Regions from separate parts of the Homo sapiens genome. Here region 2 is linked to region 1. A link is a contact called in ENCODE Hi-C or POLR2A ChIA-PET data. All regions are on one chromosome and are shown on one strand. The core of a region is the stretch at or near the end of the contact, and the rest is flanking DNA. Distances in the headings are between cores, read along the strand shown.

Region 1 (6,069 bases), core at 2,451-4,950:
TATGTGTGTAACCCTCTTTAAATTTCATTGGACAGTAGTGGCTCTGGATAAAAAAATGAAGTGAAAAAAGCAAGGTGCATAAGAGTGTATAGTAGACTACCATTTGTGCTTTAAAGAAAGGAAAAAAGCTCTGTCTCTGATACTTGCTTGTTTATACATAACCCATCTCTGGAGTGATGCACTAGAAACAATACTGGCTGCTTCTGGAGAGAGAAACTGTAGTAGAGAAAAGAGCTGAAATTTGAATCCTGATCTTTTTGTAAAATTTTTATTTTTATTTTTCATTTATTTTTTTGAGACAAGGTCTTGCTCTGTTGCTCAAGCTGAAGTGCAGTGGTACAACCTTGGCTCACTGCAGCCTTCACCTCCTGGGCTTATTGATCCTCCTGCCTCAGCCCTGAGTAAGTAGGATCACAGGTTCATACCACCATGCCTGGCCAATTTTTAAATTTTTGCAGAGATGGGAGCTTGGTGTGTTTGCCCAGGCTGGTCTCGAACTCCTGGGCTCAACTGATCCTTCTGCCTTGGCCTCCCAACGTGCTGGGATTACAGACATGAGCCACTGCACCCTGCCTATTTTTTTTTTTTTTTTTTTTTTTGAGATGGAGTTTCACTCTATCGCCCAGGCTGGAGTGCAGTGGCACAATCTCAGCTCACTGCAACCTCTGTCTCCCAGGTACAAGCAATTCTCCTGCCTCAGCCTCCCGAGTAGCTGGGATTATGGGCACCTGCCACCATGCCCGGCTAATTTTTATATTTCTAGTAGAGACAAGGTTTCACCATGTTGGTGAAACACCCAGTTGCACCCTGCCTATTATTACTTAGTCAAAAATGTTTTTAAAATAGCTTAACATAAAACAAAAATATCCTTGGCCAGGCATGGTCGCTCACATCTGTAATCCCAGCACTTTGGGAGGCCAAAGTGGGTGGATCACCTGTGGTCAGGAGTTCGAGACCACCCCGGCCAACATGGCGAAACCCTGTCTCTACTAAAAATACAAAAATTAGCTGGGTGTGGTGGCAGGGGCCTGTAATCCCAGCTACTGGGGAGGCTTAGGCAGGAGAATCACTTGAACCTGGGAGTTGGAGGTTGAGGTGAGCCGAGATTGTGCCACTGCACTCCAGCCTGGGCAACAACAGCAAGACTCCATCTCCAAAAAAAAAAAAAAAAGAAAAAGAAAAGCAAGGAAAATACCCATAGAGAAACTAGAAAAATAAACACGTATATATGCACATAAAAAGATGAAAATGGGCTGGGTACGGTGGCTTGCACCTGTAATCCCAGCACTTTGGGAGGCTAAGGCAGGAGGATTTGAGCCCAGGAGTTTGAGACCAGTCTGGGCAACATAGGGAGACCCTGTTTCTATTAAAAAAAAAAAAAATTTATCTGGGCATGGTGGCGTGTGCCTGTTGTCCCAGCTCCTCGGGAGGCTGAGGTGGCAGGATCACTCGAGCTCGGAGTTTGAGGCTGCAGTGAGCTATGATCCCACCATCTCACCCCAGCAGCAACAGAGTGAAACCCTGTGTCAAAAAAAGAAAAGAAAAGAAAAGAAAGATGAAAATGCACAGCAAAAGGACTGGCAGGTTTAGTGAGGAGAATGTGTTGGGTGTGGAACAAGGACTTGCTTACCTACTCTTTTTTTTTCTTTTTTTAAGACAGGATCTCACTCTGTCACCCAGGCTGGAGTGTAGTGGTGCAACAGTGCCATCATAGCTCACTGCAGCTTCTACCTTGTGGACTCAAGCAATCCTCTGGCCCCAGCCTTCCGAGTAGCTGGGACTATAGGCATGCACTACCACGCCTGGCCATTTTATTCTGTATTATTTCAATCTTTTGTAAAGAGAATGCTTAACTTGTGTAATTCTAAGAAAAAAGAACTGGATTAGAACAAAATATACTGAGATGTTAACAATAGCTGTCTTTAGATAATGGGATTATAGGTAATTTTTCTTCCCTTTACTTTACTTTAAAAAAATTTCCCAATTATTCTTAAATAACACTCTTACTTTTGTAATGGAAAAGCCAACAAACCTTTTTGTTTTTTCACTACTTTCTTTTTAAAAAACACTTTGAAAGATTCCATTAGCCTTTTAAAAATTTTTAAATTATCTTCATTGGTTTTTAAAATGATAGCAAGTAATGCAGACGTTTTTTATAAAATGTCAAACAGCACAGAGAGAACATAGTGTGGAAAGAAAAGGTATTTCGTAATTCCATCTCCTCCTATGAGATAACCACTATTCTCCAAAACTTTAAAAATACAGCATATTTATATTAAGAATTTAAACATAATTTCAAATTAACTGGAAAGGCTGAGAACTAGAATACACTTTCTTTGTACCAAGCAGAGTTCTAAATGTTTTAAATTTTATCATCTCGTGGAATTTATCCAATGACTCTCTGGGGTAGATGCTATACCCCATTAACCACAAAGTCAGGCTGGGAGGGGTTAAACAATTTGCCCAAGGCCACATTCTAGTAAGGGGCAGGATTGGCATTCAAACCCAAGTCCAAGACACCCGCTAAGCCACAGCCTCAGGCCACTGCCATTCCTGGTGGGTGGGGCGGGTGTGATTAAGATGCAGGAACTGGACTTGAGTTCAAGTGTGGCGGCTCTTCTTCCAGTGCCCCTGGGAAAGGGTGTTTTGTGAAGGATTTTTGCTTTTGGTGATAACTGTGGAGCTGTGATTGAGAGAGGAGAAAATGATAATAGTGGAGCTGGAGCATAATGGATGCATGGGGGCATTTTACAGTGGTTGTCAGGGGAGAGACAGCACGGAGGAGCTGTGGGTGGAATTGGAAAGAAGCAGTTAGCTACAGCACTCCAAAGGGTTAAAGCCAGGCTGGAAAGCCCCTTGGGGGGAAGCTGCCACCAAGGCTGCAATCCTGAGGCCTTCACCTCCCCCATCAGCAGGGGCTGGACTGGTTCCTCCTGGGATTATTTGAGGCCCCTGGGCCCTAGGTGAGCCATGGGGGAGGGACCGAAGCTGCAGGTACTGCGTGCCCCCACCTTTCAGTGGGGCTCAGTAAGTTAGGTGCCCTGGGATAGGCCCCCTGGCTCCTAACAGATGCAGCTCTGGCCCAGGCTTGCTTTGGGAATGAGAGGTGTTGAGCCCCAAGCCTGGGGGATGCTCAGAGAATGGTGGAGATGCAGCCTTTAGAGAAAGTGGGGCCTTCCTGGATGGGAAGGGAGACTGCCCCATGATGGGGCCGTGAGTAGCTCTCCAGTCTGCCTGGTTCTGCCTGTCTTACAGGACTGGGGTTGGTGAGAGCTGCCTCACAAAGAGATGCATTTTGAGGGTTCAGAGAGCCTCAAGGTATTTCTCTTAAGCAATTATCCATAGCTAGTTTCTGGGCCCCAGCTTTGCTCTCTTCCACCTCCTCTGCAAGCCTGGCCACAGACTTTCTTCCCCTAGGTCTTTCGATCTGAACCTTCTCCTCCCATTCCCTCCCCTCCCCCCAAACTCTTTGGAAATCTTTCAACTTTCTTTCAACTTTTCTCTGGGCAGTTTGGGGTTTGTTTCAGAGCTGGGTCAGGGCACTTTAACACCCCCAGCTGGGGAGAGTGGATGACAATAGCTGCTATCACTTTACCATTGGAAGTGACCCCCGAATTTGCACTTCTTTCATCTTGGTACAGAGCACTTGAGGGTGGGCGATTTCCTGGGGGGAGTGGCTTAAGCCGCTTCCCCACCGGCCAGTTGGCTGTAGACGGTCCATGCTCAATGGTCCTCTACAGATATGAAACTGGTTCTGGAGTGAGACGAGCTCGGCTGGGGACGCTACTTGAGAAGGCCTTTCCCCACAGGGTGACTTAAATGTCCCAGGCTGGAAGGTGGAGCGAGAAGTGGATGCCCCCAGGGCTCTGGGTCACACTCCAGGTCAGTAAAACAGCGAGTTTCCTCAAAACTAGGAAGGGTGGGGGTGCCCCGTACAGTTTGGAGGCTCCAGCGGGGTCAGGGATGATCTCGGGACCCTACTGGGCCCAGGTCAAGGAGTGGCCCCGTGAAGATGCTGTGGTGTATGTGTGTCTGGGAGTGTATGTAGAGGGAGAGGACGCATTGTTTCAAGCTCTCTTTCTCCCCACCCCCACCTCCACCTCCAGCCCTGTCCCCACCCCCACCCGTCTGCCTATCTCCCTTCCCCACCCTACACAATGGTCTGGCCTCGGTCCCTCCCCAGGTTCCCCGGGCTTCTCAGGTTGGATCCCTCGTCCCTGGAGCCCCGGACCTGCCAGCTCCCTCTTTTGCCACTCATTGCCTCCTGGCACCTTAAGGGGCAACCGGGAGCCTGTGCTGCTTCCCCTTGTGGGCTGCACTCTTCCTCCCTTCCAAACACGTGGTCCAGTAGAGCAACTGAACTGGGCTGGATTGACTTGGTGGCCTCAGGCCCACCCCTGTGACCCAAGGTGCAGCCACTACCCTTGGTGGTGGGAATTTCCTTGGGAAGTCACAGCCCAAAGGCTTGGCTGCCACCAGCCAACCCTGGCAGCTGCCCTTGCCCAGCTGGCCTCCAGGGCCACCGGGGAGGGAGCAAAGATGGCTGGCGCTCCCTTAGGCCCTGGCAGGCGCAGCCTGTGCAGTCGGGCTGGTGTGGCCAGGGCAGGGAGGGCAGGGCAGAGAGGCACGGCGCAAGGCTGGGTGAGGAGCCAGCCATCCAGGGGAGAATCGAACCCACAGCCTTACTGAGACCTGGTGGCCCATGTGCAGGTTGACTATAGAGAACACAGCGCCTGCTTTGGGAGGGAGAGGAAGAAAAGGGAGGGCTGAGAACATGGGATCCATGGTAAGCTAGAGCCCAGAATGAGGCTGGTGGGGAAGGATTTTGTTCTAAAGACCAGGCCAGGCTCATAACAGCAGATCTCTTGCCCCTCCATCCCTTGGCCCACCCAGATTCCTGGCTCACTCTTAAGACGCAGGGGACAAGAGGCCAGACCTGGGTTCTGAGACCCCATATGCTTGAAATAAAGAATGGGGGAGCGGGGAGGCTGACCTTGGTGAAGGCGAGGCTGTGAGTGCCCTGCAGAGTAGCCTGTGGCCATTCATTCATTCCTTGGCTTTACTGGAGCTAAGATCCTGGCTGGATGCCTCTGGATGTCCTGCCTTTACCCCCGCCCTTCTAATCTCAGGCAAGAGGAGGGGATGAGCCTGTGCAATCCCGAGTGTGCCTTGCCTCCTTGGTTTCATACCTTTTCAGATCACTTCCAAGAGTTGTGGGGGCCAGGGCAGGCCAGCTGGGCAAAGTCCATAGATTAGCTATCACTTTTTGCACCTCCTTCCCTGAATGCACCTGGCAACCGGCTTGTCTGCTTTGCATTGCACTTCTAGGAAGAGAGCCATTGCCAAAAAGACTGTTGCACCTGAACCCCATCATCAATTGTCTACTTAAGAGTGATAGGCTTCCCCGTGCAGCCCCTACCCTTTCCACACGGCCCTATTCTCTGGTGGGCGAATCCATCTGTGGGTTGGGAGTGAGTGTGGAGCTGCTTTTCCTTAAGCTTTTGAGGAAGCCAGAAGTGGGGTATCACATACTTGTACCTCCTACCTCTTTGGGGAAGAGAAAGGAATGAAATTGGGTGGAGCCGGGTGGAACTGGGCCTGGGAAGAGTAGATAGGGTGGGACGAGGAGGGTGGGGACAGGTGGGGACTGTGCAAGAGGAAGTGTGGCATATCTGGACGTTGTGTTGGAAGGTATCTGGACACTGCTGCATGAATTCAGGCAAGTCGACTCTACCTTTGTGGACCTCAATTTCCTTATCTGTAAAATGGCCAGGTTTGTCTTAAAGTCCTAAAAATCCATAAGTTTCTGGATCCATTGGATAATGAGAATTTTGGATGATGGAATTATAGTGCTTAGAAAGGGAGCTTGAGAGTCAGGCTGCTTAGACTTTGTAGCTTTTAAAAGCTGTGTGGTCTTGCGAAAGCTACTTAATGTAAACCCGGAACCTCCAGGTGTGAACTCGGACTAGGGATCCTGTAGATAGCGTAGGTGTGATGGAATTGTAGTTCACATGGAAGGAAGGTGAGAACCACATATAAACAAAATTACCACTGAAAAGCCTGAACTCC
Region 2 (6,069 bases), core at 1,881-4,380, 52 kb after region 1:
GAGGAGGCAGGGAGAACATTTCAGAGGGTTGCTTTTTTTTCCTCCCCGCATTAAAATCATCCTCGAAAAGAGACTGGGCAGATTTATAATAGCATTAGAATATTTAAAACATGTAATACATTTGTTTAACTTCAAACACATTTCAGCATTCTCAACATACAAAAAATAACAGAACATTACAAATCGTGTTTAAATACAGACGGTTCTTGAACTTTCATTGACGTGATGTCTCTTGCTTTGCTGATAATGAGGAGTTCTACAGTTTGTTTAAAAACAGTTTTCTGCTGGGCGTGGTGGCTCATGCCTATAATCCTAGCACTTTGAGAGGCCGAGGTGGGCAAAGTGGGTGGATCACTTGAGCCCAGGTGTTCGAGACCAGCCTGGGCAACATGACAAAACCCTGTCTCTACAAAAAAATACAAAAATTAGCCTGGCATGGTGGCAGGTGCCTGTAGTCCCAGCTACTCAGGAGGCTGAGGTGGGAGGATCACCTGAGTCCAGGGGGTTAAAGCTGCAGTGAGTCGAGGTCACGCCACTGCACTCCAGCCTGGGTAACAGAGTGAGACCCTGTTTCAAAAAAAAAAAAAAAAGTTTAAAAATTACCACACTTAACTAAAACAAACAAACTAAACCCCCCAAACACTTCTCATGCCGGCTGACCCTCTTTGTCCACAGCTAAGAATGGCAGCAGAATGCTCCGTCACTATATGCAGAAACAAGACAACTTGAAGCTAAATGGAAGCCCTGCAGAGTCAACAGGTCCAGATTCACAGTGCACGCCCTGAGCTACAGCCCCTCCAAAAGGCATCTTCCCCCAGAGCCTCAATGCCAAGCAAGGAGCCGTCAAGAGTCTGCCTTGGTTGTTTTGTTCTTTTTACAAACCGTACAGATATACAATTGATAACTCAGGATTTCTAGTCAATAACCAGATAGTTAACACCACCTTATTAAAAAAAAAAAAGCCAGAAACATCTTTAAATGCCTTGTCACTCCAATAGCAAAGCGCACAGAATGAGAACACAAGAGTGCCTTTTCATTTTAAAAATGTTTGGAAATATGTACAACTTTGATAGCATTTCAGAGTGCACCAGACACCACTGCCGCTTCATGTATACCACTGACAATTTCTAGAGCACTTTGAGAGGCTACAATATGATCATGATCAAATTTTGTAATTAAACCTGATAAGGGCAACAGACACTACTTCTCAAATAAGAGATGTGTCAATTACAGCGCTCCCCTACTCTAAGGCAGGGGTGTCCGATCTTTTGGCTTCCCCGGGCCACACTAGAAGAAGAATTGCCTTAGGCCACACATGAAATACACTAATAATAACGATAGCTGATGAGCTAAACACACGTGCGTGCACACACACACACACTGACACACACTTCATAATGTTTCAAGAAAGTTTACGAATTTGTGTTGGGCAGCATTCAAAGCTGTCCTGGGCTGTGTAGGCTACAGGTTGGACAAGCTTGCTCTAAGGTACTTACAAGGAAACAGATAAACTATGTTTAAAATTTCTTGCCAGGTGTGGTGGCTCACGCCTGTAATTCCAGCACTTCAGGACTTTGGGAGGCCGAGGTGGGGGGATCACTTGAGGTTGGGAATTCGAGACCAGCCTGGCCAACATGGCGAAACCCCGTCTCTACTGAAAATACAAAAATTAGCTGAGTGTGGTGGCATGCGCCTTTAGTCCTAGCTACTTGGGAGGCTGATGCATGAGAATCACTTGAATCTGGGAGGCAGAGGTTGCAGTGAGCAGAGATTGTGCCACTGTACTCCAGCCTGGGAGACAGAGCAAGATTCTGTCTCAAAACAAAACAAAACAAACACATAGCATAAAATTTACCATCTTACCCATTTTAAGTGTACGGTTCAGTACAATTAAGTACATGCATGTTGTTTTGCAACAGATCTCTAGAACTTTCTCAATTTGCAAAGCTGACACTCTATGCCCATTAAACAAATCCCAGTTTTTCCCTCCCCCAGCTCCTGGCAATCACCATTCTTCTTTCTCTTTCTAGGAATGTGACTACCCGAGGTACCTCACATAAATGGAATCATCCAGTATTTGTTCTTTGGAGACTGGCTTATTTCACTTAGCCTGATCTCCTTAAAGTTCATCCATGTTGCATCATGTGATAGGTCATTTAGGAGGTTTTGCAGGAGTCTGAGTAAGAGCTGATGGGGGCTTGGACTAGGGCTTGGAGATAGAGATAGCAGGAAATAGAGTCGGGGAGATTGGGGAGTGGTAGAGTCACAGGACTTGGTGAAGGATGGGAAAGTGCTCCTGTTTCTGGCCTTGGTCTTCAGAGGTGACTGTGGACAGGCCAGTGGTACCCAGACTTGTAGGCTCCTTTGGACAATGGGGGTTGGGGGTGACCCAGGGGCTAAGTTGGGTGCAGAGGAAACCAAGGAAGAACCTCTTCTCTATCCTCAGCCCACAGCCTGGGGGAGACCAGAGGAGGAGAGCAGTGAGCAGCTGCTCTGGCTTCTTTGTTCCCCTTGTTTATTCTTCCTACAGAGCACAGACCTTGCAGCACCAGAAGGGTGGTCTTTATGGCATCCCTGATGAAAGAGGGGAGGAGGTGGGTAAAGTTCTGTGCTGTGTCCCTTTGCAGATACCACCAGGCTGGGCACCCCACGGGCTCATACTGCTCTTTCTGGTCTCTTTGATCGTCCTCGGAATTGTAAAGTCCTTGCCACCTAGAGACTTCCTCCCTGCTCCCATCTACCCCAAGATGTGGATGATTTTCCCATTGAAGAGGAAATTAAAGTGGAAAGAACCTTGCCCCGACTCCCTCCAGCCTGGAGGCAAGTCACTTCTTTCCCAGTGATGTCAACAGTGAACAAGGGTCGAGTGTCTGTGGAAGGCAGTCCCCACGTCAGACCTGGGATGCCCTGAGCAAACACGAGCTCCACCCTCAGAAAAGCAGATGTCTAGATGTGGCCGTCATGTCGATATGAACAGGTGTAGCGGTGGTTCACGAAAGAGGGTGGCTAGTTCTACCTGGTGTTGGGGCTGGGGTGAGTTGACAGAAACAGCTGCCGAGAAAATGAGGTTTTCTTGAGACGTGTCTTGGAAAATTATTTTTATCAGTTTGGAGGAAAAGAATCTCAGGGTGTGGAGGCAGATACCAGAATTACAGGCAGGGGGAGCAGCCTAAACAAAGGCAGCGAGACGGGAAACAGGCCCTGCCTTCAGCTTGCTGCCAGCCGAGATCTGCCCAGAGACCAGCAGGGACCAGAGCTATCAGGACTTTGGCTATTATCTCTGGCTATGGAAGGGATGGGGCTGAGGGAGGTGACACACTTCTGGCAGGGAAGCCATTTAAATGGTGGTCAGCTGGAGATAATTTTAAAGAAATTCCATATAGCACTTACGAGACACTCAATTTTGCGGGAGCCATACAAGTGTTAATTCATGTAATATTCACAGTCATCTTAACGGGGTCAGTCACCATCACGATCCCCGTTTTCCAGATGAGAAAACACCAAGCAACATCTTACCCGAAGTTGCACAGAGGCTGGGGATGGGATTTGAACTGGGTGGTGGGCTCCCCTCTTCTCTGCTGTTAACCACTGGGCTGTGCTCTGGGCCAGCCAGCTCTGAGCGCAAGTGTTAGGGACAGGGCTGGCGGAGGTTAATGAGGGAAAATGGCCAGGAGTTGGCTTCAGGAAGGGAGGCAGTGGGTGAGGGTGGAGCCACAGCAGGCTCCCAGAGGACGAGGCACCATTCACTGATCTGTGGAACTGGGAAAGGCCTCGAGGTCCTCAGTCTTCCTGTCTGTGAAATGGGGACAAGAACACCAGCCTCAGTGGTAGAAAGAGTGGTGTGAAGGTCCTTTGTGCACCCAGGGTGCTCTGTCAACGTAGCCTGGCCCTGCTGCCTCACCCCAGCCCTGCCCACTGGTGCAAGCACACTCACTGTCCCCTTTGTCCCCTTCTGGCTGCCTCTGAGGGATCCTGCCCCCTGGGAGTTTCTTTCTCTGTCATTTCCTGGAGGAGCTAGAACTGGCTTTGAAACCTGCCTGGCTCTTTAGTGGGAGAGAGGTAAAAGCAGTTCAAGGGATGTGGGCTGGAAGTATTTGGAAATGCAGATGGGCCACACGAGCACCTTTTATTTTTGTTCAGAACATCTGAGTCTCCCCGTGGGGACTCCCCCGCCCAGAGTAGCTCCTCCCCCCATGGCAGAGAGGATGAGAGAGCACCCGGGGGCTGCCATGAGCTCAGGGCAGGCAAAAGCAAGGCTGTCGCTCTCCTGCCCCACCCCTACCAAGCCACCAAAAATAGAAGGGCCAAGGTGTCAGCCCCAGGGAGGGGCCAGCCGGGGAAGCCTTTGAAGCCGGAAACAGCCGGGGAAGGAAGGCTGAGAGAAGCAAGTTTGTTAATATTCACTGGGCAGCAGCGGCAGTTGTCCCTGGGTTTTCTGTTTCCAAGGCAAGCAGACATCACCAGCCTAGCTCAGCAACTCCAGGGCCTGTGAGGCAAGGCCTGGGCTTGGCTCGTGACTTGCTGTGTGACACTGGGCAACTGGCAACCCTTTCTGGGTCTCTGTTGTCTCATCTGTAGCATGAGGGATTGTGACTAGATCACCTCCCGGGTTCCTTCCTGCTGCAGCGTTCCAGGACTCACACCTTTGGCCACTGACCCCTGCCCCACCTTCTGAGTGGGGTTCAGGGACTGTGCTGAGTCTGTCTCTGGGAAGCAGCAGGGTGCAGGGGCACACTGATGAGTGGTGCATGTGCCCAGGGGCAACATCAGAGCCGTTTAGCCACCAGGGCAGTCAGGCATGGACAGACGCATTTGGGAGGGGGCGGGGCCCTGTGTCAGCTGTTAACACTTCAGTTCCTGAAGCAGAGAAGTCTGGAGTTCTGGGGAGGGGCCAGGGAGGCAGGAGAGGGAAACACTGGGAGGGTTTAGGGCTTGGCCTGTTTATCAACTACTGTGGAAGTATTTTCACTGTTCTGACAATCCCTGCAACTATGTCCATGGACCTGCTGTCTATCCGCCCTGTTCATCGGGAGGAAGAGATGGAGAAGGCTGCCGGGGTTCTGGGAGTGGGTTTCTAGTCCTTCCCACCATCGGAAAAATTCTTGTCACTCGGAGTGGGGCCAGGTCACTGTTTCCCCTGGGTCCAGCCCCCAGGACCCCTGGCCTGCCACCCTTAGGACACCCCTTCTTCCCTGGGGCTGGGGAACAGTGAAGGGAGGCTCTCCTCCCACTCCTTTGCCCACAGCCCCCGTGGCTCCACTTGCCCAGCAGCTGTCCTGGACCACAGGCCAGGTGGCCTCAGTTCCTGGCTCCTCTGTGGCTGCCCCCTCTGCCATCTGCCCACCCCCACACAGGGCCCATTTGGCTACCCTCCCTTATATCCCACATCCCCTAGGTGAGGCCCTTTTCCATCCCATTCCAGCCTGGCCTGTAGGGGAGAAAGTTGAGATGGGGTTGGAGGGTGGGGTCAGCCAGAGCAGGTCCAGCATCAGGGCAGCTGCGGGGACCGGGGCTGGGTTCTTGGTGCAGGGCCCCCACTCTGCTGGCTGCCCCGACTTCCCTGTGCAGCAATTTCAGTTTCTATTTTGAACAGTTTGGGTTGGTTGCTTCTCTGTCTTCCTGCTGGGTGTTTATAGTGAGGAAAATAATTGGTAATATTTGCACAGATGTGCTGGCATTGCAGCTCGTCACGGGCACCTTTACCCAGGGGACCCTCCCTGCCCCCAGCCTGTCTCTGCCAGCCTGAGGAACCAGCCTGAAGGGGAGTAGCTGAAGCCCCTATGCCTCCCAGGGGCCTCAGGCAGCCAGACGCAGGCAGAGCTGGGAAGCAGGAGGCCTCAAGTGCCCCAGGCATGCCAGAGGCGGCCCTAAGCTGGAAGGGGGTGGGTGGGTGTCTGTGCTCCAGGGACTGATCAGGACAAGCCTGGGCTCCAAAGGATGGATCCTTTCTAGGGGCTGCATGAGGGAGGCCCCAAGGGCTTCGTTTCTTATTCCATTTTCTCCTACAGAGCCTGAATTTGCAGCTGAGGGTAGGGATGGGGTGAAAAGGAGAGGGGCAGGTCCAGGGTT

The links. A loop is a pair of places that touch in the nucleus more often than their neighbours do. ChIA-PET counts read pairs that join two places held with the same protein, here RNA polymerase II (POLR2A). Pooled maps may share reads with other maps.
Region 2: a map of endothelial cell of hepatic sinusoid shows a loop between it and region 1 (8-fold over the local background). The contact joins the enhancer-like site here to the promoter of VRTN in region 1. A Hi-C loop is called at or near these places in 4 of 168 maps with a recorded cell type or tissue (B cell, OCI-LY7, endothelial cell of hepatic sinusoid and 1 more), 3 of 37 single-sample maps with no recorded cell type and 8 of 50 pooled maps. POLR2A ChIA-PET finds 5 or more read pairs at or near these places in 5 of 52 experiments (B cell, PC-9, WTC11 and 2 more).

Annotation. Positions count from the first base shown.
Region 1 is chr14:74,344,771-74,350,839 of GRCh38, forward strand. It overlaps VRTN (vertebrae development associated), which reads left to right and starts at 3,701. Exons shown (of 2, transcript NM_018228.3): 1 at 3,701-3,882. RefSeq lists enhancers at 3,964-4,714, 4,715-5,464.
Region 2 is chr14:74,397,326-74,403,394 of GRCh38, forward strand. No RefSeq gene overlaps it. Among named protein-coding and RNA genes, the nearest start is that of SYNDIG1L, 26 kb to the right of the region's middle. RefSeq lists enhancers at 4,227-5,136, 4,354-4,683. Within about 2 kb of position 3,131, at least 11 of the 41 ENCODE cell types and tissues checked have a DNase peak (open chromatin) inside an H3K27ac peak, as active enhancers do; they include B cell, OCI-LY7 and PC-9, where a contact is called at or near this core.